Linked DNA regions of Homo sapiens: region 1 is linked to region 2. A link is a loop called in an ENCODE intact Hi-C map of the cell type or tissue named here. Cell type or tissue: PC-3. All regions are shown on one strand. Each heading gives the region's core, and the rest is flanking DNA. Links, peaks and the distances in the headings are about the cores only.

The links. Peaks named below come from ENCODE experiments on the same cell type or tissue, not always from the same donor. Only the 100,000 strongest peaks of a DNase experiment are listed, where the experiment ranks them.
Region 1: a loop joins it to region 2, with 4 times the contacts of the local background. A loop is called at or near these places in 1 of 110 quality-filtered maps.

The regions. Positions count from the first base shown.
Region 1 is chr9:78,803,540-78,818,725 of GRCh38, forward strand. No RefSeq gene overlaps it. Among named protein-coding and RNA genes, the nearest start is that of PSAT1, 510 kb to the left of the region's middle. In PC-3, for the core only: no CTCF peak of the experiment used is centred there; a DNase peak (open chromatin) is centred at 8,252; H3K27ac peaks cover 645 bases.
Region 2 is chr9:78,614,686-78,629,871 of GRCh38, forward strand. No RefSeq gene overlaps it. Among named protein-coding and RNA genes, the nearest start is that of PSAT1, 330 kb to the left of the region's middle. In PC-3, for the core only: no CTCF peak of the experiment used is centred there; DNase peaks (open chromatin) are centred at 5,916 and 6,296; H3K4me3 peaks cover 815 bases; H3K27ac peaks cover 1,991 bases.

The DNA.
Region 1 (15,186 bases), core at 5,273-10,272, 190 kb after region 2:
CATTTTACAAGTTAAGGCAGGGAAGATGAAAAGAAATACATTGTCTTTAAATAAACACAAACTTCCTCATCTTTGCCTTGTTTCACGGACATCTGAACTGTTAAAAAGGCTTATGGGAAAGTTATAACATGTAACCAAACAAATATATATGTGTCTTTTAAATAATTTAAGACTTTCCAGACATATGGCTTTTTGCAACATGTAAGTTCAGTGTACTGAGATTTCTTCACTTGCAACTTAAAAAAGAGGAAAGCCACCACCTAACCTCTGACAGGCCGCCTGGCATTCTCATCCAGGCCTTGGTGTCTCTGTGGGATGTAATCTCATAGAAAACCCACATGGACAGGCCCACTCAGTGACAACCACGAATAAGTGGAACAAAAGCAAGATCATTCTTGCAATTTTGTCTAATACAAAAACGAAGTCACATGAAACCACACGAACACATCCCCCTATCCTGGCTAATACAAGGGACTAATGTTGCTTTACCAATTACAGCTTTAGCCTGGCTTTAATCTTCTTCTCCTTCTAGTTAAGAACTATTAAGATACCAAATTATAGAATCTCTGACAACATTCAATCTAGAGCATGGTTCGACATTATGAAATCTTCCCCGAAATCACCTAACATGAATCCAAATCCTGCAAGTCCTTTCCAACATGCTCTTTTTTATGTACCCCATAGTTCTCCATCAGCACATTCTTCTTCATGGCAGTGAGAAACATACCCAACTTATTCAACGACAAGTGTGTTCCTGGTGGATTTTTGCCAGAAAGTATTGACAATCTAACCTACACATTGATTTGTGGAAAGTGGAATGCTAAGGCCCTTTTCTCAAGAAATTATCATGTTTAAGTCATAAACCGGGCTTCACTCGGTTTATGCCATGTACAAAATTTCTTTAAAAAATTACTCATGAAAATTAATGATTCCAGTTTGGCTTTCAAAACCCTCTGAAGGAGTGTGTTCAGTAGGCCACTTGATTATTTTTTGGTGACCATTAGCCCATCTCTGACCACAGTGGCTCTTCCAAATACATTATTGTCAGTACTAGATGACACAGGCGTGAAACAGATTAGATTATCTTTCAGTGGCTCCCTGTAGTTTTAGTAATAAAGTTTAGCTCCTCTCCCAGGGTAGAGAAGCTGTGGTTCTGGCCTGGCTTAACTCTCCCACCTTCTCTCCCTCAATTCTTACCTTGAAATATACCGGGCTTCCCTAATCTCCAGCTACGTTTAGCTACTTCCTTTTCAGTTTTACTTTGGAATCCTGGTCATGCATGTAGTGGTACAGTGAGGTTGGCAGAATGGGCTGATGATGTTACTGATGGAAGGATGGAGGACGCCAACACGAAGAATATGAGTTCCGATTGAAAGTATAATAGGGAAAGGGCTCAACTGTCTACCACCAGCAAGATCTGAAGCAGATGCTCTGTCAGAGAGGGGCAGTCTCCTTGGTCTCCAGCCTCCAGCCAACTTCTTTGCTCCCTCAGGGGTATCAACTCAGCAGGCCTGGTCTTTGTGTCTTTTAGAAACATTTCTTACATCTCAGCCAGAGTATGAAACAAAACATATTGATGTTTCTACAGTAACTTTGAATTACCTAATGAAGGGGAGGAAATGTATCAGTTAAACAAATTGGGGTTACTTTATGTTCATTTTTCAATTCAATGATTTGCTCTAATTATAAACCCTTCTTTTAAGGTAAATTAGAAATTTGGCATTGGTCATTTGCCTCACAATAGTAAATAATGATCACTGTTTTTTTCTTGTGTGTGTTTTTCAGCACATGTTACAATTTTATCCTTTGTAATTATTATGGACTCATGGTCTTTCACTGACAACCAGTACCAACCAACCCCTGAAATGCAGCTACTTGTGAAAGTATTCTCACTTTCTAGCAAGGTTTCCCAGGCTTGTTTTGATTTTTCCCATTTCGAAGCTATTTGCCATGGAACTTTGGTTCCTTTTAGTGGGGGATAGTTAGAGACCAAAATCTGGGTGCTAGGGTCTACATTACATTATTTTACATGGACACTGCGTCACAGCACAGTGACTTAGGGGCTACCAGCCACTCAATTCACAGAGGCAAACAATTATATTTTTAAATAAAAATTTATTTTTTGTATTTGCAATTTATTTACAGTTATTTTTGTTGCTCTAATTTGAGAGTTTATTATTTTTACCTATTCTTTGTTTTATTTTTCCCCTTTCCACTAATGTTGATGTTATATATACATAATGGCATTATGAATATACAGCATTATTCTAAATTAAAGGTTGAATTACAGTGTCAAATGACAGAGAGGAGGCTGGGCAGAGAAGACCTTAGATGTCTACTAAAAATATCTTCTTTGCAATGCTATTGTGATGAATAGACAGAACATATGTAAAGCTCCAGACCACAGTGTTGACAGAATACCTGCTAATTGTTGACATTATTGCCAGAAATAATTTTAGCAATAGAGCACTTTGTTCATTTTTTTTATTTTATGGTTTTGGGATGCGAGACAATGGAACATAGCTTGGAGGATTTTTAAATAACAGCTCAATTGCGATATGATTCACATGCCACAGATTTCACCCATTTAAGGTGTGTAATTCAATGAATTTTAGTATATTCACAGAGTTGTACAACTAACACCAAAATAGATTTTAGAATATTTTTTATCACCCTACCAAAAAAAGAAAATCTACCTATTAGCATTCACTTCCCATTTCCCCCAACCACCTCAGCCCAAGACAACCATTAATCTCCTCTATATCTCAATATATTTGCCTATTCTGGACATTCTCTATAAATGGAATCATTCACTCTATGATTGTATGACTGGCTTCTTTCATTTAGCATAATGTTTTTAAGGGTCAGCCATATTGTAGTATGTATCAGTAGTCCATTCTTTTTTATGGTTGAATGATATTTCACTGTATGGATGTAACACAATTTGTTTAACCGTTCATCAGTTGACAGACATTTGGGTTGTTTCTACTGTTGTGTATTATGAATAATGCTACTATGAACATTCATGTACAAATGTTTGTGGAGACATATGTTTTCATTTCTCTAGTATACACTTAGGAGGGGAATAGCTAAGTCATGTGGTTATTCTACTTTTAGCCTTTTGAGGAACTGCCAGACTTTTTAAACAGCGCTGCACTGTTTTACATTCAGCCTAAAGGATTTTACCGTGCTACAGTCATTTATTTTGTTAGATTTGGACACTGTCATTTTTGTTACTCTTAATTTCAAAGGGCTGATGTGTATGATTGTATCACAAGTGTATGAAAGGAATACAACTATCTAGAAGCATTTTGCTGAAGAGTCACACCTGGTAGATTCAGACCAAACTGCAGTGCATAGAAGATGAAGCAGGAGTAAGAAGGAAAGGGTTTTCCAGTTGGCTGGGGCTGATGAATCCTGTTACAATCTAAAGGTCAGAGAAGGTCAAGCATGGCCCCTGGGACTTAGTGGCTAAGACTGGGAAAAATGAAACCAGTGTATAGATGTAAATAGAGAAAGAAATCTGAGGGACGTGGACAAAAAAGAGCAAATTAGCAATTTTATAAGGCATGATTTTTAAATTAATAAAAAGGAAACCCAATTAAGGGCCAGAAGTATAGCTGATATAGGAAAGTAGCTTTGGTACAGTGGAAAGCATTCCAGATTTGGGGCAGAAGCCGTGGACTCTGTTCGTTCCTTTAGTGCGTATCAACAACATGACCTTGGGAAAGTCACTTGACCCCATCTGTGCTCATTTACTATTTTGTGCACATCTCTATCATAGCCCTTATTACATCATATCGTTGTGAGCTATTGCAGTTTTGCAACTTGCCACTCACCTTAGTGGAATTTTGCTATGAAAGGACAAGATTTAATCCAGATCTTTCCTCAGTAACTTCTGTGTGTTTATCCTTTTCTTCTTTATGCTCTAGTGGAGCAGAGATTGGTTTTCCCCTGCCTTGAAGTTAATTTGAGTCACTCCTCAGCATTGAAGAGTAGTCTCTTCCCATAGTTAGCATGGCACCAGGTTCCCATCTGGGGGCGTTGTATTTCATGTTTCATCAGGCATCCCATAGTGCAGTTATCTCGGCACAGGCGTAAATAAGATCTACCTCTGCCTGAACTGGCCTAGAGAGTTGCAGATGATGCCAGCCTTCTACTGGAGATACAGGAAATGCTTCATGATGTTATGAGCCTTGAGGATAATAGCTTTGACCTACTAAATTCAGACTTTGAGCTTCCATGGGGATGACTTCAGTGTAGATAAGATGAATGGAAGAGAAAATATTCAGCAACCATTTTGATGACCTTCAAACTCTTGAACCTAATTGCCAGCCAGCTTTCCAGTAAGAATGCTGAGCCGTAGTAGTTCAGCATCCTTTCAGGTTATATGGTCCCATTTGATAAGCCCCTCCCCATTTATTTTCTCCCTTTTTATCCTTGAAAAGAAATTGTTCCCAAGGATGACTCCAGTTGATTATCCAGGGATGTCGGACATGATTAATACCCTACCTTACATCGTACATCATCTTTTTTTTCCCTTTGGGGCCCAGAGAGCAATGTCCTTCTCTGCTCCTTGCTGCCACAACAAATAAGTTCCCCTGTATTATATTTACAGAAAGACATATTTCCTGATGTCTGTGCCCTGCACAGCTTAGCAGATTGGATGACAGTAGTTAGGACGGTCATAAATCCAATGCTGGCATGGTGTGTCTGGGGTGCTGCCAGGGGTCAGACTCATGGAACTACCATAAATGGCTGCCCGGAAAAATGACAACCAGAAATAGTATGAACCTTCTTTTTGCCCCTCCCACTCCAATTGCAACAGATAACAGAAGGGAATCCAGAATGTCTGAGCATCACTGAACAGGGAGCTGTCATTTACAGCCTGGTGCTGTAAGGTAGAAAAGGACACATCTGGGTAAAGCAACAGAAGACCCTGGGCTCCAGAACTGCTTTTACCTCTTTCAGGCTTACATTGAGTAAACAAGGAAACTCTTTAAGCTTCTATTTCTTTGTCTGTAAATAGGGGTTAGTAGTACCTAGCTTGCCGTTAGTGAGAAGGATTAAATCCCATATTATACATGGAAGTACTTTGTAACCTGCCAAGTACTGTGGAAATACAAGGAGTTCGTGTCTTCTGCTATGTGCTGGACATGTTGGTACTGCTTCCTTCTTGGTCTCCATTTCAAAGTGTGTCTGCACGTTCACATCACTGTTCCTGCTGACTCCCACCCTCTCTCTGCTGCTTTTCCTTGGCCCCCAGTGGGGCATGATCCCTGACTCTGGACAGACTTCTCATCCTAGTGTTTACTTCTGTGTATGTCCTGAGTGCTGGCTATCTTCTGTGTTCTTGGCCAACATTTTATGTTTCCTCATTATGGCTCACATCCCTGATTCTCTTTTGTCTGATATCTATAGATCCACCTGAAAAGACATTTCAAGACCCTTGTCAAGTAAGTCTAAATGGGTTTCACAATACAGTTAATCTTTAATCCAACAGAAATTAGATTTTGTATTTGATATAGGTTGGGAAACAAGGTTTTGGTCTGCCAGATGGGGTTCTATATGTTTCAAGTAAGGATTCTTGGATTGGAAGGGACCTACAGTAATTAAAACTCAATAATAGCCTGAAGCTAAACTAGCCAAGCAAAACACTGAATTTGGAAATGGGTCAGAAAGGAAAGAGAGTGAAGAAGCAAAAGGCTTTTTTTTTTTTCTTGAGATGGAGTCTTGCTCTTTTGCCCAGGCTGGAGTGCAGTGGTGCAATCTCGGCTCACTGCAACCTCCACCTCCCGGGTTCAAGCAGTTCTCTGCCTCAGCCTCCTGGGTAGCTGGGACTACAGGCGCCTGCCACCACACGGCTAATTTTTTATATTTTTAGCAGAGATGGGAGTTTCACCATCTTGGCCAGGCTGATATTGAACTCCTGACCTCGTGATCCACCTGCCTTGGCCTCCCAAAGTGCTGGGATTACAGGCATGAGCCACCATGCCAGGCCAAAAGCCTTTTAAAGGCTTTATTTTGGGGGTAGGTGGGTGGGTGGTGTGATTATGGTTAATTTTAATTTTGATATAATAATAGAGCAATGTAATGAACAAAATGTATGAACAAAAACAGCTATTAGAGAAATTTAAAAAAATATCAGAACTTTCAGGTAAACAGAAGGGAATATGGTAGGGGTGAATAGAAATTTGAGTGTGGAGGCTAAAGCAACTCCATCTTGGATGCTAATTCACCATGTTCACTTCTGATTAACTGCAGCTCTAGGAATGCCTCTAAGTTCTCTATTTTATCTGCTGTTCTTTTTTTTTAGAGCATGTACCTACTGTAAATCCTGCCCTTGGGTCAAAACAACATGAACTGTAAATTCTGTCCTTAGGTAGATTCACATTGCATTCTTGCCTTTCTCTGAGGGGTTGACTTCAGCTGTCCTACAAATTCCTTCCATATGGTTTATGAGCCTTGGGTCTGGGGAATCATAGCATGGGGACCCCACCATCTTGTCTCCCCATCGCCTGAGACACAGCTATGGCTTCTCTTTGTAAGTGCCTATTAAATGTTTCTTCCTAAGAAGCTGGATTTGTCAGTTTCTTTCTTCGGCCTCTCAGCTTCCTCAGCCTTTGGGAGTAGATTTGCATAGAGCTGCCCATTGCGGAACACTAAGCCAGGAAATAAAGAGAACTAGAAACCAAACAAATAGTAAAGGCAAAATAAGATGGCAGGTGGACTTCTGGGCAATTATTGAAGTAGCGATTACACACCTGATTTCAACAGAGGAAAAAAGAGTAAAATAAAATTAGACTTTATAGTTACACTCATGACAACTCCAGGCACAGCTCAGCTCATCCTTAGTGTAGCTTTGCAACAGGCCCACCCCAACTCCAAAGAACCTAGAGCAAGAGTATAAATGGAGATCTAAATACTCAAAAGTCCTACATCAAACTCACAAGTTGATAAAATATTCTTCTATCCTTCTGTCTTTCTTGTTTCTTGACACAAATACTTTTATAATATCCTAGAAGACCAGCTTCAAAAGTAGAATTCTTGGACTTCTGTGCCAGAATATGGCTATGTAAGGAGAACAGCCCCCATACCTTGCTAACTCCTGTTCACTTCCCACTCTGCTTTGTCCTGCTCTGCAAGGGGCTTTGCGTACACATGTGTGGATACTCCAGCCTGCATGTTCAAGCTCTCTCTACATCCCCAGAAAACAACTATTTCCTCTTTATATCTTGGGCCTAAGGTGTGCCTATTGGCATGGTCTGTACTTAGAAAGATCGTTGAGGGAAGGTTTGGAGCAGTTGGAAGGTGTTTGGGCAGGAGACTCCCTCTGTTAGATCAAAAGGGGCTCAGTTAGTTTCTGCTAGTGTGGAGATAAATCATATTATGGCTAGGGGCCATGATGGTAGGAGCAGTCATAGTAATTCTTGCTCCAGTAAGAGTAAGTAATCCCAGGGCTCCGGATGCTGAGTTCATGGTCTTGAATGGGGGCAGGGCAGAGGCTCTGGGTGGGCATGAGCCCTTTGCCTTGCAGACTTCTCCCTTGTGTAGGCACCAGCCATTGGAGGCGTAGAGTGGGCCCTTGAATGTGTGTGTCCCAGGACAGCAGCCTTGGCCATGCTCTAAGTGTAGTACTGCAAATGAAAGACTTAAAACCTTCTCTTTTCATTTTATTAGAACCCAGGAAAGATTTAAAGGGTGTTCTGGTCTCCTTCTCCACCCCGCAGGCAAGGAGGGCTAAAGTCCCATATGTGGACATACGAGACTAAATTCAGCTGGCTTTTCTGTTTTTGCTTTCCTCATTGGTGGAATGGGAGTAGTTACCTAAGGACATTTAAAAAAAGATAAATGTTGAGTTACAGAAATCTGAATTCATGTACGCTGAGCTGATGAATGTAAGGGAATAACACTAACCCCTTTTCTCCATTCCCAGCAAGTTGATCTCCAGGACTCCCTTTCTTTGGGCCTGTGAATTCCACAGGACTCCTAGAGGGAAACCCAGTTGCTCTTTAGAGCCAGTATGCTAGCGCTGCCGATCACGTTCTTCCTCCAGTGACTTGAATACTGAGGGCTTATTTTCCCCCAGTGCGCTTTCAATCTCTATGTGTTTTTCCCCTAAGGTGGCCCCAGCTGGCCAGGTGGCTTTGCACTGGGGTTGTAGGGGCACGACCAGAACAGCTTCCGGCTTCTCCTAAGTACAAGGGAGAGGGCGGTCAGGGCTCCCGAAACAAGCTGAGATGTGTGACTCAGGCCCTAGTAATCATCTCTTCTTAATGGCAGAGAAAAGCATATCTCCTTCTTGCCAGGAAGGAGGAAAATCACAGATGTGAAAGTGATGAGAGGTGAAAATGATTGGATTCATCTGAAAGGATAAGCCAAGTTTTCCTCCCTTTCTTATTTGATCCTCCCGAGTTTATTCCTTCCCTGCAAATAAGCACCTTGAGGCAATTAAAAATGCTGAGCTCTCCAGTGTGATCACACTGACTCAGTTTTTATAGGAGGAAATTAGTTCGGAGACTAACAGTCAACAGCCTGTCCTTCGACATGGCCCGGGGAATATGTACAAGCTTCACAAACATGTAGAGCCCTTCTGCCTTTGAGTGAAAGGCTTTGTCCATTGTCTTTGTTTCTTGAAAATGCCAAAAGTAATTGGGACCACAACACGATTCACTGTGGAGTCAAATTCACCACTTTCACTGGAAGTGAAAATACAAATGACTGCATTCCCAAGTGTTAACATTTTCTCCTTCTGAGGATTACATTTAGGTAGCATCTTTCAAATAACTGTGTATTTTCCGCAAATTACTAAAACAGAAGGCAAACCAAAGCAAATCAACAGCCACCAAGAGGGGACGATTTTCCCCTCAGCTCTTTGCCGAATTGCAGCCCAAGAGTGATTTTTATAGCCCAGTTATAAATGTCTGGAATCAGGAGGTTTTGATGGAAATGTGGGCCGACCTTTAGCAGTATCGATGCTTGCGAGGGCTGTTACGATAAAAATTCCTCCTTCTCCCTCCACCCTGACTCCCCAAGCTCTTTAATTCTTGTAAATAATGTGCTGAGCTCTCACTGAAGCTAGTCAGTGAAGCAGCCACAGGGATATGATTAAGGAATAAAATTCCTGTTCTGGGTCCTGTTGCGGGTTTGATATCTGACCACTCAAATGGGAGAAGAAAACCTTTTAGTGGCACAATTATCTCTGACCAGCAGTGAAATGGTTAATTGCCTCTTCTTCCTCCCCACTCCCTGGTTGGGGATAACTGAGGAAGGGCCATAGTTCTACCTGGCTCTAAGCCTGTGAAGTCCCTTGGCAAACTGTCTTGATGAGGTAAATAGCAGCACCCTTTGGCCCCAGTGATTTTTTTTCACTTGACATTATCAATGATGAGAGATGCTCAGTGATGACAAAATACTCAGTTAGCACCAGGTTGCGATGCAGACTCAGAAATTTTGTATCTTAATCAACAATTCGATTGCTACACATTAAGCAGAGATATTCACATTACCTATGAGGGATATAATTCTAACCTCCCCTGCATGAAACCAAGGTCTCTTCCTTTGGAGAGCTCATAAAAATTTGAGGCTTTTGTCGTTGCTTTCAATCAGATTGCTCTCGGATCATAGTCCCCACACATTTGTCACCCTGCCTCCCACCCAATAAAGCATATGCTTCAATCTGTTACCTTCTTTGCACATCAAAGCCACAAAAAAAGTTCAAATAATACAGTTTGGCACATTTTTTACTTTGTCACTTACCATCGAGATTTTGTACATAGAAAAAAAAATTGATAAATGCCCTTGAAAACATGAGAATGTGTAGATTTTCTGTCTTGACAAATTCTTCCCCCCTTCCCACTTAGTCTCACAAATCAGGCAGTCTCTGTATTCTATAAAATGTAAAGTTTAGTTGGATGACTTTTCATAAACTTCATTTTTAACACATTTCTTCTCTTGTATTTCTATAATATATGCAAAATGCCAAGCTCCTCAAAAGAACTTTACAGGTCATTTTCCTGCCATAATAGTCGAATCAGCAGCAAATGCACTTCATGGTTTAAATGCAGTGACAGAAGTAGTCTGACAGCAGAAATACGTACTGGATAGTAACTTCCACAAAAGCCTTGAGATTTTCACATGAGTAGAGATTATAGCTTTGGAAATCGCTTTTTCTTTTCTTTCTTTCTTTTTTTTTTTAAAGATCGGTCCTGTGTAAATATGGACAAAGAACGTTTATTGGCTCTGTACTACCAAGTGTCCTTGACCTAGTGACATTATTGATTTCCCACCATTGTCTTTATATGTATTGGTCCAAGAGGACAGAACCATAATAGTTGCCTACTTCAACAATTAATTTTGATCTCTATGTAATGAGCCTCATAGAAGCCCTTGAAAGAATAACTTTTAGGTCAGTGTGTGAGCATGCACGCGTGCGCGCGCGCGCGCGCACACACACACACACACACGTGCACACACACGGGAACATGATGCCTCTTATTTTTTCAAACCAGAAATTAGGTCACCTGGTCTGCTAAAAGATTTTTGCACTGATCTGTGAATCTCTTGGATATGAAAAGAGTGGCACAATAAAACAAAATTATTTGGGGTTATTAATGTAATGTTACCTTTATTGTAAAGAATAAAATTAAATGAAATTGCAGTGGTTGTACAAAATTGGAGATGCTTATTTACTCATTGGTGGTGAAATAAAACTACCCCCTCTGTCTAAATATAAAAAGTGCTTTGGTCACTGGAGCTCATGCTGTGTTCTCAGTAAGCTGAGCAATTCTTTTTAGTAGGAATATGGCTAGATACCCCAGAACCCAGAATTTCAGGACTCAGAGATAATGTTGCGAATAACAGGCTTTTTCCCATTTATTGCTGCCTTTGCTTCTGTGTCTTTGAAATATACATATATCAGAACCCCTACCAGTGGAGGGCACGGTACATATGAATTTTTTTTGAAGGAAACACTTTGAATTGAAAACTTCCATGTTTTGTTTTTTTAAATAAATTACCAAACTATAAAAACTACAAAATTTTCATATATATGTACATGTATTCAAACATAAAGATGTTACTGGATGAGTATAAAGATTTCCACTATTCAATCTCATTGCACTAGCCTGGTAGATTTGGGCTAAGAAAACTTTGTTTACTAAGCCTCTATTTTATTGACCTTGGCATTGTTATGTGTTGTTTTTAACTGCCATTATATAATATGCAAAGCATAAATAGTAAGTGTCCACTTCATGCCTGTTTCATTTCAGGGAATAACTGAAGATTAATTACTGTCTGTATTTTGTGTTAGATTAAAGCAACATACCAACAAAAGTGCATTTTCTAGTGTGTAATTTTCTTATTGTAATTAATGTGGTTTGGTTGTTTCGGTATGCTTAATGGTGGTGTTTGAATCAGCAAACATTCTCCTGACAGGTACAAATAATTTAATAAGTATCTGTGGAATTTTATTACTCAAAGCATTCAAAATGAGGGATCAATTGCGCTTTTGGGTTTTGAAACTTCCACCAATGTGGCTTTAATTTTTCTTTCTGTTCCACGTATGTGCTCTCTCTTTCTTTTTCATCTTCAATAACTGGAAAAATATTGAAAAGTTTAGAGAATAATGTAACAAGTACTCTACATCAGTTAGTATGGCTGTGTAACATACCAGCTCAATGTTTAGTTGCTTAAGACATTAATCATTTATTATTTCTCATGACTGCAGGGCTGCATGGGAAGTTCTGTTGATCGGGGCTGGGCTTGCTCATGCATCTGTGGTCAGCTGGTAGTTCTGTGTGACAAGGGGCAAGAGTTGGCTGGTTTGTGATGGCTGCAGCTTTAATGATTCAGCTATGCTCCACATGGTCTCTCATCCTCCAATAAACCAGTTCAGGGTTGTTCTCATGGTGAAGGCAGGGGTCTGAGAAAGAGACAGCAGGAGTGTACGTGACTCTTGAAACCTTGTCCCAGAAATGCCACATCACTGGACTCTCTGCTTTTTATCACCCCAAACAAGTCAGTAATCCAGCCTTGTTCAAGGAGTGCAGAAATAGACACCATATCTTGATGGGTATTGTATCAACTATGAAGTGGTATTGTAGAAGGTGTGGACATAGAGAGGCCTTTAATTAAGGCTAATATTGCAATTAACCTGCACAAACAATATTCCTGATCTCATGGGATTGATACTTATTAACATTTTATCATATTATTCTCAAGTAAAATAGTAATAAAATATTAAAGATCGACCTGGACTTTTTTGGTAGGCCCTATTCATCTTCCCCACTGGGCAATCACAATCATGAATTTGGTGTGTGTTCAGGACATTTTAAAAATACTTTTGTACGTGTGGTGCACACACACAAGCACCACCCCCCGCCCCACCCCCCCCACCCCCCCACCCCCCCCCCCACACACACTGGTGGTTTTAAAATAGGTCTGCAAATTATTTGACATTTCTCTTATTAAGAGGTAGTGCTTGGCCAGGCACAGTGGCTCACTTCTGTAATCCCAGCACTTTGGAAGTCTGAGGCAGGTGGATCACTTGAGGTCAGGAGTTCGAGACCAGTCTGGCCAACATAGCGAAATCCCATCTCTACTAAAAATACAGATTTAGGCGGGCATGGCAGTAAGCACCTGTAGTCCCAGCTACTCAGGAGGCTGAGGCAGGAGAATTGCTTGAACCTGGGAGGTGGAGGTTGCAGTGAGCCAACATCATGCTACTGCATTCCAGCCTGGGCAACAGAGCGAGACTCTGTCTCAAAAAAAAAAAAAAAAAAAAAAAAAAGAAGAAGAAGAAGAAAAAGGCATTGCTAATAGCCCTTAAACTTGAATATAGGCTGACCTTAGTAACTGACTGCTAACAATTAAAGTACAGTGGAAAGAACACTGCATGACTTCTAAGCCTAGATCATCACAGGGGATAGAGTGTGTTCCTGGCATTCTCCCTGTGAGGATGCACAGCTTGGGAGCTCAGAGCTGACACATGAGGAGTCCAGCTGAAGCCACAATGCTGAAGAACTTACCTGGAGGCACCATATCTGGATAGAGAGATGCCCAAGGATCCCAGCCTTTCTAGTCCCCAGGTGTCAGGCCGATAAGTGATCCAGGCTTCAGATGACTTCAGCCTCTAGCCTTTGAGCCACATCAGCTGATGCTGAGTGGAGCAGAATGAGATTTCCCCATCAAACCTGTCCAACTGGCAATTTGTGAGCTATATTTGTCAGCTCAGGCGGCCATAACAAAATACCATAGATCGGGTGGTTTAAACAACAGAAATTTATTTTCTCACAGTTTTGGAAGTTGGAAGTCTGAGAGCCGGGTGCCAGCATGATTGGCTATTGGTGAGGGCTCTCTTCCTGGTTTGCAGACAGCTTCATCTCTCCGTGTCCTCACATGGCAAGAGGACAGAGTGAACTCTCTGGTGTTTCCTCTCATAAGGAGACTAGTCCTATCACATCAGGGCTCCACCTTCTGACTTCTTTTAAACTTAATTACTTTCTTATTTCAAATACAGTCACATTGGGGATTAGGGCTTCAACATATAAGGGGACTTAATTTAGTCCATAGAATGAAGAAAATAAATACTATTATTGGAAGTTACCTAAGTTTTGGGGTGGTTTGTTCTGCACCAAAAATATGGGGAATCATGATACGCTACTGTTTATATGATCATATTACTGTTTTTTTAATATATAAATGATATTGGATTTACTATTCTATAATTTCCTTGTTGACTCAACATGCTCCTGAGATATATCTATTTTGCTATATGTAGATATAAAGTATTAATTTTTTATTTTTGAGATGGAGTCTCACTCTGCTTCCCAGGCTGGAGTGCAGTGGCACCATCTCAGCTCACCACAACTCCCGTCTTCTGGGTTCAAGGGATTCTCCTGCCTCAGCCTCCCGAGTAGCTGGGATTACAGGCATGCACCACCATGCCCGGCTAATTTTTGTATTTTTAGCAGAGGTAGAGTTTCTCCCTGTTGGCCAGGCTGGTCTCAAACTCCTGACTTCAAGTGATCCTCCCGCCTCAGCCTCCCAAAGTGCTGGGATTACAGGCGTGAGCCACCATGCCTGGCCACAGTATTAATTTTCATTGATACATGTTAGTCAAGTATGTAACAGTGTTGTTTTATGTGTAAATTCCCCTAATCATGAGCTTTTGGGTTGTTTTTAGTTTTGTTCCAATTACAAATATTAACACAATAAATATGCTTTATGTTTTCTTCTTATGGGCAAGCATGGACTTCTTTTCAAGTGTCTTCACTGGATCATAGGCTGTGCCTACTTCTTTTTTAAGGATATGCATACTTTTAATTTTGCTTAGGTGGCCAAATTGTTCCTCAAATTCCACCATTACCCCCTTTTTAATCATCCCACTAGCATTGTGCAGACTCCAGAATTTCTCTGTTCTCACAGCAGTTGAGAGTTATAAATATTTGAATTGTTTAAAAACTGATAGATTAGTATTGGGTTATTTTAATTTCTATTACTCTTATAGATTAAACGGCTGGGAGTCTTAAAAACATTTTCTTGGCTATTGGGATATACTTTTCTCTACTGAGAATATTTATTCTTTGTCTATGATTCTATTAGGTTTTTTTTTTGTTCCTATTTATTTTTAGGAGCTCTTTATGTATTCTAAGCATTAACATTTTCCTGTTATATATATTGTGAAATTATCTCCCAATATTTTCCTTGTCTTTTTCCTTGGTTTAGATGCCCTTAGAATTTCCATAATTTGATTAATCATGTATAATTATACACGTATATATGCATATACATGTGTATACATATACATACATATATATGTACGTACATATATACGTATGTATATATGTACGTACATATATATGTACGTACGTATATATGTATGTATATATGTACGTACATATATATGTATGTATATATGTACACTTCTTTCCTCTAATGCCCATTTTTAAAATCTTATTTCTTCTTAAATTTCATCTACGGCCTTCAAATTTCTTGCAGATACCAACTAATGAATTGTTTAATTGGTGATAATGGTAAATTAGTACCAATGGCCTGGTAAATCCGACATAATGTGCAGACCTAAAGGATACTTCAGAACAAGATGACTTTTAATTTCATGCCACCTCAAGTATACAAATATGTGTATATTGCACCTTACACACATATATATAAAAGATTTTATTT
Region 2 (15,186 bases), core at 3,283-8,282:
TGAGGGAGATAAATCCCATTAAAGCCCTCTCTGCTCCAAGACAACATAATTACCAAGGAAACATCTTATTTTAGTTCTCCAAAATGGTTTCTCTATTTTTCTCTGGAAATTATTCTGTTGTGTTTCACACACAAACTAATCTCTTGCGAATGTGGAAGACACAAGCCTCATTCATGCCTTGATGAGCTGAAACGCCACGCTTCAAGTCTGGCAGCTGGAAGTTACAGTTCTGTAGCTCATAGAATAACCTTGAGTCTTCTTGTCCCCATCCAGCTATCTCCATTCTTTGATGCAGAACCCTCAAACAGTCGCCCAGTTGGTTCAGATTTAAAGCCTTACTGCCTGTTGCCCCCTCATTTTGCATCCTTAAAGCAGCATGATGAAAATTCAGTGTTACGCAACCTGAAACTAGCATTTCACAGACATTATTCTTTTGTGCCAAAGAGCTCACTCTAATATAATGTCCAATCTTCCCACAATTATCACATTTCCTCTCCCTGCTGAACACTCTGAAGCATTTTTGCTAAGTAGTTTCAGAACCGCAGTGGAAACAGTCCTGGTCTCTGGTGGTCAGATTTGCAAATTTATCCCCAATCATTGTAAATCCTGTACCTGTACTTCACATATACAAAAAGCCTACTGTTATGCCAGACAGGCAAGTGGGTTATTCTGAGGTGCCCTCTTTGCCATTAGTCTTACTGCAATGGGACTGTGGTGCGTTGAACTAGAACTCCCAACAGCTCCCAATGCTGCCTGCTGCCTCAATGAATTTTGTATTAGCAGGCAAATGAAACACTCAACCAAGTGAAAGGAATTCATAATGTTGAGGCATCTTAGGATAAGAATGTGCTGTGCATTTTGCAGAAAGGATCGTGGCTATCAATGTTCAATGACTAATCTAGATAAATCGCCACTTTACGACACATGTGGCCTCAAGTCGTTTAAATTAGTGGAGTTCAGCTATAGAACACCAGCTGAACTGGAGCCTACAAATTCATATGCTTCCTACACATGCATAAATGCTAAATGATAAGCTTGGTAATGATTGGGAGCCCCTCATTTCTGAGAGACTGATAAGCCAGTACAGTGTTTCTTTGCTGAGTGTTAATTAGGACAGTGTAATAAAGCTTCAGAAGTAGTCTTCCAAACAAGATAGTTTGAATTAATGTTTATGAAAGCTCTTTATTAATCTGAAAATGCTCTTCAAAGGTAATATGGGAAAAGCTTTTTTACCCTTAATGTGGCATTTTAGTAAATACCACAAATCTTTCCATTTTATACCTATTCTCATTATAACCACAGCCAAAGCCTTAAAAAAAATGTAACAACTTACCCAATATGTCTTCACCATTATTTTCTTCCATGTCTCCCTTAAGCAATGCTTTAGCCCTGGAATTTGTTGGTGAGATTATCACCTTTAGGGGGTCCTTTTCAGTAGACCTATACAGTTTAGGGGTGGAAGGTACTCAGAGATGTTCTTTTCAAACCATCTTATCCTGCAAAATAGAAAACTGAAGCTCTGCTTACTATAAATTGAACTAGCACCACAATTGATGACCAAGAAAGCTCATGCAATATTGGGCTGAATTGGAACATGATTACACAAATGGTGATGGTTTCCCTATATTCTGAACTGCCCAGGTTGCTCTTATAGCATTGTGTTTATTTCTGAGTGCAACTAATTAAGAGGGACATTGGAAGGAAGAGCTGATTCGTGGAAACAGGCCCATGATAGTAAGAGATTTCGAAATCATGCCAAAAAACAGTTGATGGATCTTTGCGCAAAGGAGGACTTGGGAAGAACTTGACAGTTGTCTTTGGATTAAGGAAGGGAGGTCATGTGGAGACTTGGTCAGCAGGAGTTAAAGGAGATAGAGAAGCCTCTGAGCTTACATGCAGTTTGTGTGAATGGGAACATTTATACCTTTGGGTGGAGTAGGTCCATAGAATTAATGAGATTCTCAAAGACTAAAGACCAATGTGCTATACTTTTCCCTGTGTGGCTAAAGAGGGCAGAACAATGACTAATAGCTCTAAGTTGCAAGGAGGCAACATCCGACTATATAAGCAATAACATTTTAAAAATTGGAGTTGTCTTTATATGGACTGGTCTGGCCTGCAGGAGTGGTATTTCTGATCACTTGACATTTCTAAGTCCCAGACTTATCAAGAGTGGTATAGAGAAGATTGATGTGTCAGAGCAGGGTTTGATTAAACTGCTTCTGTGGTTCATACCAATTTTGAGTTTCAGGGATTCTGTAACTCACAGAGATCACATGACCCTTACAAATCATGAACTTACTTTATGGGGTGGATCCAAGCTATCTGTGGTTCTTTCTCTTTGTCTTCCTGTTACTGATTTCTCCTGGCTTAAAATAAGCATATTTAGATCAAAGATCCTCAACAGAAACCATTCAAATACTCAAGTGACTCCCTAGCCACATTTTAGTAAGGAATACTTTTCATTTCGATATTAATATACATCTTATATGAAAACTCTAAATATATGGGGACACCAAGTCAGGAGACCTCATAGGTTGTTGTTCTTCGTGAAGTATAATAAGAACTCTATTTGGCTGAGAGAAAAAAAAACACAATCTGGTCATTGTATAATTTATTGCAAAATTAGAAATTATTAATAAAAACGATTACTTTATTACTACTTATGTATGTAATGTATGTGTTACTTTATATTACATGTAAGTATTCCTGAATATTTACTAGGCCCTAGATGTAGAAACTAGCACTTTACAGGTATACTCTCACAGTCTTTACTATGAATACAGTCTTTACTGTATTCAATTAAGACAGCATTATTGTTAAGCCTATGTTACAAATGAGGAAATTAAAGCCTATAGGAGTCACACAGTGAGTAACTCTTGGGGCTAGGATTTGAACTTAGGTCTCTTTCGTTCCTGAGTCTGTGTCTCAATCGTTTGACTATTCTGCCTTCCCTATTTACTGAGTGGTGAAGTTGGTTAGATGATAAAATTACTACACAGGCACCGTGGTGTGGAACAGTTTCAATTAGGTTGCATGGTGGCTTGGTGGTTGTTGATTTGGCTAGCCTGAGCCACATTTTCCAGAACTCCCTTCCCTGTGTTCAGCCACATAGGGTGGGCCATAAGAGGTAGCCTGTGGGAGATTCAGAGGGTGGAAGGGAAGCAGCAGCCACGTTGCAGCTCCCATGCGGTGGGTACCCCTTCTCTGCTGGCTCACCTCATTAGTGCGAGACAGTGGCTGAGCTTAGATCTGCTCACTGCCCCCTGTATCCTCCTTCAGCTCTTCCAACTCCTGTGCCAAGTGTGTATGTTGATGACAAATGCTGGCCCCACTACCAGCTACTGCAGGACACTCATACTATTAAGGTCAAGGTCAAAGTCAATAAGAACTTTCATGGGCTTTATACCTTGTGGGGTTCCAACCTTTCCTGCTTTCAGGAAATTCTGAAATTTCAGAGTTCTGACTGCTTCTGCTTTCAGGCTTCTAAAGTACTCCCAAGGACAATGGCCTTATAGAGGTGGCTTAACCAGCTCCTACAATTGCACAAGTTAAATCGTGCAACAAACTCATCCCCACTCACACCAGCCTACTTCCATCAGCCAGCCAAGGTTTGATCTTATTCGTAATTTTCACTGCTTTTCTGATTAAATGACCAAAGAATACAAGTACACTGGGGATGACCTTGATTTGTGGATTTAAGCTGGCACAGTTCCTGTCTTCTGTTGTTACAGCCCTGATTTTTTTTTTTTTTTTTTTTTTTCTTTTGAGACGGAGGCTTGAGTGCAGTGGTGTGATCTTGCCATCTCGGCTTACTGCAACCTCTGCTTCCCAGGTTCAAGCGATTCTCCTGTCTCAGCCTCCCGAGTAGCTGGGATTATAGGCACCTGCCACTGCACCTGGCTAATTTTTGTATTTTTAGTGGAGATGGGGTTTCACCATGTTGGCCAGGCTGATTTCAAACTCCTGACCTCAAGCAATCTGCCCACCCCAGCCTCCCAAAGTGCCAGGATTACAAGCATACAGGCTTGAGCCACTGTGCCCAGCCCTACAGTCCTCATTTCTGGTCCGTAGAAACATCCAGGGAAATCTATGAGGCAGTAAATCTGCCTCTTCATATTTAATCCCCAAGAGAAGAGAAACATGGGATATTAACAGAGTGGGAGAACAGTATGGCCAGAAGTGAACACTTTCAACCCACAGGAGGCAGGCTAGAGATGGCAGAGTCAGGCTGCAGGGTTTGAGTGGTTCTTCAGGTTCTTCTTCAACATATATGCTGTGTGATGCCAAGCAAATTACTTAACTTCTCTGGGCCTGTCTCCTCCCCTGCTAAACGGGATAATGTTAATATCTACCTCATAGGGCATGTGAGGATTAAACCTGGTAACATATGTGAAGTGCTTAGAACAATGTAACCTTTATATTCATGTTTATTATTGTTATTATAGGAGAGAGGAGTGGTCTGTAATCTTTTTTTTGTTTTGATTTCTTCTGGCTTCTCAGGGAGTGAAAACCTGAGCTGCAAGTGTGCTCTACAGACTTTCTTCAGGCCTTTTCTGTTCCCTCAATACTCACTCCTCTTCTATTTGACTCTATCTTGCCTCTCTCTCTCTCTCTCTCTTTTTTTTTTCTCATAGTCTTGCTCTGTCGCCCAGGCTGGAGTCCAGTGGTGCAGTCTCAGCTCGCTGCAACCTCTGCCTCCTGGGTTCAAGCGGTTCTCCTTCCTCAGCCTCCTGAGTAGCTGGGATTACAGGCGTGCACCACCATGCCCAGCTAATTTTTAGTAACAGGGTTTCACCATGTTGCCCAGGCTGGTCTCAAACTCCTGACCTCAGGTGATCTACTTGCCTCAGCCTCCCAAAGTGCTGGGATTTCAGGCATGAGCCACTGCGCCCAACCTATCTTGCCTCTCTTTAATTGTTTTTTTGGGGGTCAAGAAAGGGAAACAGGTGAATGGAGAAGTTACGATAGAGTTGCAGGGATAAGAGCCAAGGATGAAACTAAAGAAAAGAGTTTCAATTAACTTCTCTCCTTACAGCAATCTAAGGAGAATAGGGGCTGTGACATACACGGGGAACATGATGGTCTCAGCTGAAAGGGACTTATGCCAGTGTCAGGCCTTCATGATAACCAGGATCTGGGCAGAGTTTGCAGATTCTAACTGTGTGCTATGTGCTCAGACACACTGAAAAGGGGGTTGAATGGGGGTGGAAAGTACTGTTCTTATCCTACAATTGAACCCTTTCAAGTTCCTTTAAAAAATAAGTGGTACCCCCTCCTGCTGCCCGCCCTTACACATTTTAGTGTATTTTTCTCTGGCCTTGTCTGGAACAGCTCACCTTTTCTGGCTGTACAAGATAGGAGAAACCTTTTGACTGCAGCTGCTTGTTTGGGATGATACAGGGCCCGAGCAGACATTTATTCTTTTTCTTTCTTTCTTTTTCTTTTTCCTCTTCTCTTCTCTCTTCTTTTCTTTTCTTAGAAGACAGCCTCTTCCCATCCCTCTGGAGTTACTTCATGCCAAAGTGGCTGCTATTTGGCAACCAGGTGGTCTAGGGTGGTCAAGTTTCAAATGTCATCACGCAAAAGGCAGTTACAAGGACTGAAGTCAAGGATTGAAATGCCAGACCTTAAGTGTCCCTCAAATACATGTTTTCCCAACTAGTGACTTGCCACAGAAATAAACAGCAATTATGCAAAAGTCACCCCCCTCCCTGCAGCTCCAATTTTCTCCTGGTGTTCCAAAGTCATTACATGGAGTACTTTGTGATAAAAAGATGTCTCCGTGTGGCCCACTTAGTATTTCAAAGCATAGAAATGAAAGACAGTGGGGCACACATGCTGCAGAACCACTAAATGACAGAATCATCACTGGCCTAGTTTTTGAGTCACTGTGACAGACACAAGGGGATTGCTTTTAAAGTCGCTGATGACACATCAGGAAAAGGGAAGAAGATGTCTCTGCTTTAGAAAAGAGACTTAAAGAATCTTACTTTCTGACTGGAAATGCGTTTTGAATTGAGACTATTTTTTAGATGGTGCATAGAAAATGAAAGGCAAATGACAGGGTACTTACCTGAAGACCCCGATAGAGACACCTTATCCAACAGCCGGTGAGTGTACCAGCAGAGAGAATGGGGCACACATTTTGAGATTTAGGGTGCTGGGGATGGCATCAGTTACTGCAGAGGAAATTTCACCACTGAGCAATGAGCCAAAGCAAACATTACTATGTGACTATTATAGGCTGCTGTAATTCAGTCCTCGCCATGAACAGCAAATGAGTCAAGCTAACTAATGCAGAGGGTTGGACTCGTTTTCTTTTGAGGAGTCCTGGGAGAATTTCCATAGTGTCTTTTTGTTCATGCAACCCAGTTCTTTTCTTGCTTGTATGGTTACTCATCCATCTCTGGATCTGGAAGGATCAGTAAATGAGAGGATGAACTCTCAGAAAGCACACGGTCAGCTTTTGATGATTCCGAGAGGGAAGAGTGAAGGTCTCACAGTCCTCTGTATTTAATATTTGGCTCTTGGGGAAAGCTGGTAGCTCAAGTTGTATAAAACTTGCACAGAACTCCTAAATGAAAGGGGGTAAAAAAGCTCACCATAATTCATTCTTTCACTGAAGCAAGCAAATCAACAAACAAATCTGTATTATATGCCCTCATTGAGTCATTGTGTTGGTAAGGATCTCTAGGGTAATCCCCTTTTAGAATTGTTGCTATGTCTCTCCTGGGCGCCGTGGCTCATGCCTGTAATCCCAGCACTTTGGGAGGCCAAGGCAGGTGGATCATGAGGTCAGAAGATGGAGACCAGCCTGGCTAACATGGTGAAACCCCATCTCTACTAAACATACAAAAAAATTAGCCGGGCATGGTGGCGGGTGCCTGTAGTTCCAGCTACTCAGGAGGCTGAGGCAGGAGAATGGCATGAACCCAGGAGGCGGAGCTTATAGTGAGCGGAGATCGCGCCACTGGACTCCAGCCTGGGTGACAGAGCAAGTCTCCGTGTCCACACACACACACACACACACACACACACACACACACACAAAATTGTTGCTATGTCTCAAAATCTTTTTCAAGACTATCTATTACGTTACTTGAAATCTGCAGACCTTGAAGTGTAAAAAGTAGCTGATTAAATGTAGCAGTTTGAATTTTGATGCAATATGGACTTGGCAGCTTTAGAAAATAAAAATACCGGGCTCCCCATAAAATTTGAATTTCAGATAAACAGTGAATTTTTTTTAGAATAAATATGTCTCAAGTATTGCATGGGCCATATGTCTATGTAAAATCCATTGTTCAACTAAATACTTACACTAAAAATATTTGTTTTTTTAAAAATTCAATTTTAATTGAAATAAAATTCAATTTTATTCAAAATAAAATTCAATTTTATTCAAAATAAAATTCAATTTTAACTGGGAGTCCAGTATTTTATCTGGCAAATATAGTGCCATACGAACTTTAAATTGTAAGAGTGTAATTGGCTCTTAGGTAAATATTTTAAGGGAGTGGATGGATGTGTGTGTGTGGGGAACATTCACTTCTGCCTGGGCAACCTTGCTTCAAAATACCAGGCCCTTCTCCTTAAGAGGAAGAATAACTCTCTGTTGTCCTGGTAACAGAGCAGTCTGTGGTCAACCCTCCAGGGCAGCCTGAGGCCTGGGGTGCTGCTGTCCTCCCAAGGAGATCTGCTGGTGAGGAGCTGTTTTCCACCAGGCTCTGTGGAGATCTGCAGACTGAAACAAGGCCTCCATCCTACCAGTATGCAGCAAGTTCTGTTGGGAGCACCGAGAACTTAGAATATGTCACTCCCCTTTTTTTCCCACTGATACTAGAGAAAAAGAGAGCTGCCTTGGGACTTGCTGTTGCATATACTCATGGTCTGTGTTTTCTATGTATGGCCAGCCAACCACTCCAACCTGAAAATTTATCTTTAACTGGTTGTATGCAGACATTCAAGTGTAGTGGAAAGATGGCAGTACAGTAGTGAAGTGCGAAGTTGGGCCACAAAAATGTTTGATAATGATTTCTATTGGCTTTGGGGACACTATTTTGTGGGCCCCTGAATAAATTCAGTTGTTTTAGAATACAATTTTGGAAAAAAACATATTTTTGTAGGTCTTAAAGTGAGAAAAAGAAGCTGGAATGTTTTTGACTGTCCAATATTTGCTTCTTCATTGATTCATCTTAATAGTTTTCTGATCATCTGCTGTGAACTAACCATGGTCCTGGGCATTCAATGATGAATATGACAAGGTTTCTGCCTGGAGTTGGCTTCTAAAAAGTGGTTGAAAGCCTGACAGAAAATACATATAAATAGTTGAAGATAATACAATATGACAAGTGCTATGAGATAGGTACATTTGGATTGTTTTGGAGGGGCTGCTAACAGACTGGGTGGCAAGGAGAGAATGAGAAGGTTTCTTAGAGGAGGTGATGGCTGAGCTCTGGAGACAGATTTGTATAGATGAAACATTGCAGGAAGTGTATCTCAGGGCAGCTTATTTGAAGGCCTTGGGGGAGGACTCATTGTGTTAGGGTGCTGGTGGTAGTCTAAAGGTGTATTATAGTATGTGGTGAAGGGTAGGGTACAGAAAAAATGGCTCTGGCAAAATATGAAAGGGACCAGATCACCAGGGGCTCCTTGTAATAAGGAAGACTCTAGGGTGGTTTTGTTTTGTTTTGTTTTGTTTTGTTTGTTGAGACGAAGTCTCACTCTGTTGCCCAGGCTGGAGTGCAATAGCACGATCTCGGCTCGCTGCAACCTCCACTTCCTGGGTTCGAACGATTCTCTGGCCTCAGCCTCCTGAGTAGCTGGGATTACAGGTGCGCGTCATCATGCCCAGCTAATTTTTGTATTTTTAGTAGAAATGGGGTTTTACCGTGTTGGTCAGGCTGGTCTCGAACTCCTGACCTCAGATGACCTGCCCGCCTCAGCCTCCCAAAGTGCTGGGATTACAGGCGTGAGCCACTGTGCCCGCCCTGACTCTGGGTTTTAACCTGAGAGTAGTGACAAGCCAGGAAAGTCTCCCAGTCATGGAAACACCATAACCAGATATGCATTTAAAAATCAGTCTGGCTGCAGACTGGAGAAGAAAGGGAAGGGAGGCAAGACCTGAGTCAGGGAACCAGTTTTGGAGACAGTTTCTTTCATCTGAAATCGTTATCAGGGTGGTCAGAACAAGGTGTTAGAATTGAGGAGAGAGAAGCAGGGGGCCTTAGTTTTGAGGATTTAGAATCAATTGGCCTTTAAGTGGCAGTGAGTTTATTTTTATTTTTTTGAGGCAGAGAGTTACTCTATCATCCAGACTGGAGTGCAGTGGCATGATGTTACCTCACTGCAGCCTCGGCCTTCTGGGCTCAAGTGATTCTTCCATCTCAGCCTCCTAAGTAGCTGGGACTACAAGCACACACCACCATGCCCCACTAATTTTTCTGTGTTTGTAGAGACAGGGATTCACCATGTTGCCCAGGCTGGTATCAAACTCCTAAGTTCAAGCGAATTACCCACCTTGCCCTCCCAAAGTGCTGAGATTACAGACATGAGCCACCGTGACTGGCTGACAGTGAGGTTTTGAAGTGTGGAATAGAAGGAGGTGTTAGAGGCTTGGGCAACCGGGAGATGAGAGTGCTGATCCCAGAGATGGAAGAAAGGGCAGGCTGGGACTCTGCTGAGAAGTGAAGAAGGCAAGATGTCATCACATTGCTTCAGAACTGCCTCATGGTAAGTTGCTATGGTAAGTTCCATGCTAATTCCTCATGGAATTGAGGTAACTACCTCAATTCAATATGTCCAACAACATTTTGGGGACCATTTAATGTGGACCAGATGCTGGTGATTTGAAAATGATATTAGGGCTTTTCCCTGCATGATGGGAGCTCATGGTCTTCTGAGGGAGAAGGACACACACATAACATATGGTGTGGTATAGGCACTTGTATGAATTAGAGTGGTTTTTCATTGCTTGTAACAGAAAACTGAACTACAATTGACTTAAACAATAATGGTCTTTTAAAAAATTTTTATATAATATGTCTATCTAGCTTGATTGAGTTAATGTTGGATTTAGGATCAAGGATATCCTTCAGGATTCTTTCTCATGATTGTCTTCCATAATATCAATGTCATTAAAAAAACTGACTTCTCATGTTTGCAAGAAGGTTTATCCTTCTTTTTCCTTTGCTAAGAGCTTTCTTATGAACAGGGAAGTTTCTTTCTCCAAAGTGAGCAGCAAACTTTCTCCTGCTGCATGTTTGGCTTGATTTGGGGACTGTGTCCACCTCTGAATTGGCCTCATACCCCCAACAATGTAGGACGCATGAGGGTGTGTGGATGTCTAAATAAAAATTTGGAAAGTTACCAAGAGAAAGGAAAATGCTTGTTGGAGAAGGAGGCACAGATTTATTTTTTATTTTTTTTATTTTTGGAGACAGAATGTCCTTCTGTTGCCCAGGCTGGAGTGCAGTGGCACCATCTCGGCTCACTGCAACCCCTGCCTCCCAGGTTCAAGTGATTCTTCTGTCTCAGCCTCCTGAGTAGCTGGGACTACAGGCACCCGCCACCATGCCCGGCTAATTTTTTTTTTGTATTTTTAATAGAGACAGGGTTTCACCATATTGGCCAGGCTGATGTCAAACTGCTGACCTCGTGATCCGCCCGCCTTGGCCTCCCAAAGTGCTGGGATTACAGGTGTGAGCTATTGCGCCCAGCTGGGAGGCACAGATTCTAAGAGCACTTCTCTCTCTTGCTATGTACAAGGTGCTGAGGGACCATGGAGCAGGGAATGACTGATTTAAGATGTGATTTCTAGCTGCACATCCAGACTTACTTGTATGGGATTTGTGACATTTTCTTCATGATAGTAGAAGTACTCTGGTGTGTTCCTTATTTCTTACCATATAAGGTTTAATTTTTCTTAGCAAAGCACTCAAGTTTCTTCAGATCCTAACACAGACTAAAAATTTCAGCTTCATCTCCCACCGTCTCTACATACACACCCAGCCATATCACTACCTATCGGCTTGCATTAATTGTGCACTCCAAGTGAGGAGGGGTAAACTCATCCTGAGCAAAGAAAGTTTCTCCCCAAAACTAATTGTGGGTGTCTTGAACCGTATTTCCACTTACCTTATGGGACATTTCTAGATTCTGTAGTCACATAGTGGGGTTTATGGCTACAATCAGTGAAAGGGACCTTGATCTCTCCAACTCTGTAATCTTTGTATGTGTCTGAGACCTTAGGAAATGAAGGTTGATAGAAGAAAGAACTTCATGTGTAACTAGCTAAGCTGTTAAATGGAAGAAACCAGACACCTCCTAGCAATGGTCACTCGTTGGTTTTAGAAAATCAATGTATAATTCTGAGAAACCTATACTACACAAGATACTTAACAAAGAAAATGAGTGTTCCAATGACCATCTGTGTATATACTAAATGAGGAGAGCTAGACATTGGAAGGGCAGTTCTCTAATGTATGGTGTCAGTGGGTCCGGGGATTGAGGTGTAGAGGGTGGTGGTGCAGTGGCCATAAATGAGCATTGTGCTTGCTTCAGAGTCTCTCTTAGAAGCTGGTGTCTTCATTCCCTTGGGGCTAATCATCTCTGGGAAACTGAGGCAGCATATTGCATTTGGTTGTTATTCCCCTGAGCTTTGTCCTTCAGACCTTGCTGGACATTTGCTGGCCTTAAGCTTGATGCTTTCTTGTAAGCTCTTCTGGCTTGCTGTCAACCTGTCCAGCTCTGTGAATCCATTTTGGGTCTCTCTCTCTTCCCGTCTCTGTCCTTGGCCATAGGTTCTTCCTGAAGTCTTTTCTTCGTTTGTTCCACTCTGAAAAGACATCCTGGTTTCTCTCTAACTCTGGCTCTTCTTGCAGGTCACCTATCCTTCTCCCACCTTACTCCTCAGAACTCTTTTAGCCAACATCATATGTGTCTTGTTTTATTTTTTTTCTTCCCACTGTCACTATTGGCTTCTGTATAGCAGAGATCCATATTCTTCTCAAGGACTCACATGACATATTTTTGTATTAATGACAACTATCTTCTTGCCTAGATGGGCTCCTTATCTTCCCCTATGGATTTTATGGTACAAAGAACACTAACCTTTTCGTTCAGCATATATTGTTTTCCTGGCGGGCATGTTTTATTTTCAGCCTTTTCAGGGTGGTTGTGGGAATAGCCTTTGTAATGCCTTCCCTGCCTGTCATTGAGGTGCAGAGCACTGCCTGGGGTTGAGGAGAGCTCTGGCACTCCCTGCTTCATCTGCCTGAGCCTTTACAATGTACAACATGCCATTGATTTCCCCAAGGTCTCCCAGACTCATACTCACCTCTCCATCCTATGCCCTGCTAGGGAAGAGTCTCAGAGTCTACTTTTCCCAGCTCCCTTTCCAGCTGGCTTTCTTTTGGCATCTACCATTAGGAGGCACTGGTAAGGGATCAACAGATGGGAAGAAGAAAGAAGCTTGTGGCTTTGGGCTCACTCAGTGTGGTGATTGCTGGGGTGTAATTATGAATTCCAGGCAGAACAGCACTGTCTTAGTGCTCACATGCTTAGCTGAGGAGATGCCTCTTCTCTAAATCTAAAATTGACTGCAGTTGGTGCCTCCAACTCTTTAGCACCAATTCAGTTCATGGGTTTCATTCAGCTAAGAGCCATTATCAGCATCTGGGTCTTACCACTCTTATTATTATTATTATTTTCAAATTTAGCCCCCTCTCCCCTCTGCTCTTGCAGCCTTTCAGCATATTTTGTCAATTCCCTGAGTTAAGTTCCCTCTGTTTGAAATTCCCAGAATGGTTTCAATTTTTTTGACTGAATATACCGAAATACAACATGTTGAGTTAAAAGCAACAATAGTGCAGCTTTTCTTTCTTTTGTTTATGGCAGATTTTGTTATCAACTGAAAGAAACTTTTATTATAACCCTTTTGTCAAAGTCCATACCATGGAACAACTTTATAGGTGACATAAAAATATGATTAGCACCACCTTGGGGGTCAGAAAACAAAATACCTTGGATGGAGGTCAAGGGCAAATCATTTTATAATAAACATCTGAGAGGTTAGAGGAGAAACACTGGTACAGGAGAAATAGCACTATGCTTAAAAACAAAATTCCTGAATTCAAGACTGCCTTTTTAATTTACTATCCATATAATGATGGGCAAATCTTGTATTCTCTTTGAGACTCCATTTCTTCACTTGCAAAATCAATGACATCAACCTCCTAAGGTCATAATAAAAGTCAAATGAGAACTGTGTGTGGAAATATTATGCAAAATTTATATTGCTATAAAGATATTGTTATTGGGACTATTAAAGAAGGCTAGGTTCCTGCCCTGAGGTTGATGCCAATTTAGTTGATGATTTTATAACGAGCTATACAGTTATAGGTATTTAAATGTTTGAGAGCTCAATGTATAAATGACTCTTCACCAAGATTAAGGCAGCACGTAATTTTTATTACCAGTCTCACTTGGGTAAGTTGTCTGGAAACAACTTGTCATTTTGGGGCCTCAGTTTCTTTATCTGAAACTTGGGACCAGAATGCTGACCTGCCTCCTGAATGTGTTGTACGCGTTAATTAACTGCGTATGATTGAATAGCATTCTCAAGGCGAGCATGTAAATGCCAAGTGTTCTCACTGATAATAAAGCAGATACTTCCTTGATGGAGTTGTCAGGAGGATTAATAATTTAATTGCGGCAGAGTGCTCTGATATTCTTAGATGAAAAGTGCCATATAACTTTGAAGAGGAATATTATTAAATAGCTTCTGCCTTGTTTCCTGAAAGAGCAACTCCAAATAAGGCAATGCTGATCTGCACATACCTATCTAAATGTTTCCAACTCCATTTAGAAGAGCAGAAATTTAGACAGCAGGAATTTAGAAATTTGATTCAGAAGGAGGCCTGTAACAGAATAATAAGGAATTTCTGATTTTTCTTCTGTAGTTGGCTCATGGCTTCATTTCAAGATAATTTCTCCAATGTTGTCAACAAAGAACATAACTGGGAATTAACCCAGTGCAAACACTTTTCTACTGATGAGGACAAAATCTAGTCTTTATAATTTTGCAAATCTAACTATCTATGTGCCTGTGATTTCCCATATTTCAACCACATTGGCTTCCTTTCTTTTCCTTCTACTCTTCAAACTCTTTTATTTTTCTTAATGACTTTTGCATTGTTGTTTCTATCTTTTCAAAGTGCTGAGCATGGTCCCTTTTTTTTTTTTTTTTTCGAGACGGAGTTTCGCTCTGGTTGCCCAGGCTGGAGCGCAATGGCGCGATCTCGGCTCACCGCAACCTCTGCCTCCCAGTTTCAAACGATTCTCCTACCTCAGCCTCCTGAGTAGCTGGGATTACAGGCATGTACCACCATGCCTGGCTAATTTTTTGTATTTTTAGTAGAGACAGGGTTTCTCCATTGTGGTCAGGCTGGTCTTGAGCTCCCAACCTCAGGTGATCCACCCACTTCAGCCTCCCAAAGTGCTGGGATTATAGACATGAGCTACCATGCCTGGCCTACTATTTTCCTTTCAAATATCAGATTATCCCCTCTTCTTAGAGTCTACTCTCCCAGGACTCCCCTCTTCCTTCAACCCCATTGCTTTCTGTCACAGCAGCCTTTTGGATTGTCATTAGCACTTATTGGTAAATCGATTTATTTTGTTCTTTACTTGTTTAGTTATATATTGTCTGTCTCTTGTGACTAAAACCTAAATGTGTGGTGATGTGGATTTTGTCTTTCTTGTACTCTGCCTTTTGGCTGTGCCTAGTGCATAGTGGTTGTTCAGTGTTTGTTGAATGTATAAATTATTTATGCTATTTTTATCTTGATCAAAATTGTCCATCTGGTCATTAAATTAGGCTAACTTTGACTTATCTATAACAGAGTCTTGGGGTGAAAAACTGAAACTTCATTTTGGCAAATTTCTATAAAATTGTGAACATCTAAAATATATAAGAATAGAAGATAGAGTATCCTATAATATGATTCTTAAAATTCCTGTGTTCAACCTAAAGGGTTATGATGTTGAATTTCCTTTTCTCTGCACCTGATTCTGTGATTATATTCTCTAGGACTTCTGATTCTTGAGAAATACAAAAATTAAGATATATTAATGTCCTAAAGCAGGTGTTAGTCTGCAAACTAAGCCAGCTGCCTGTTTTTG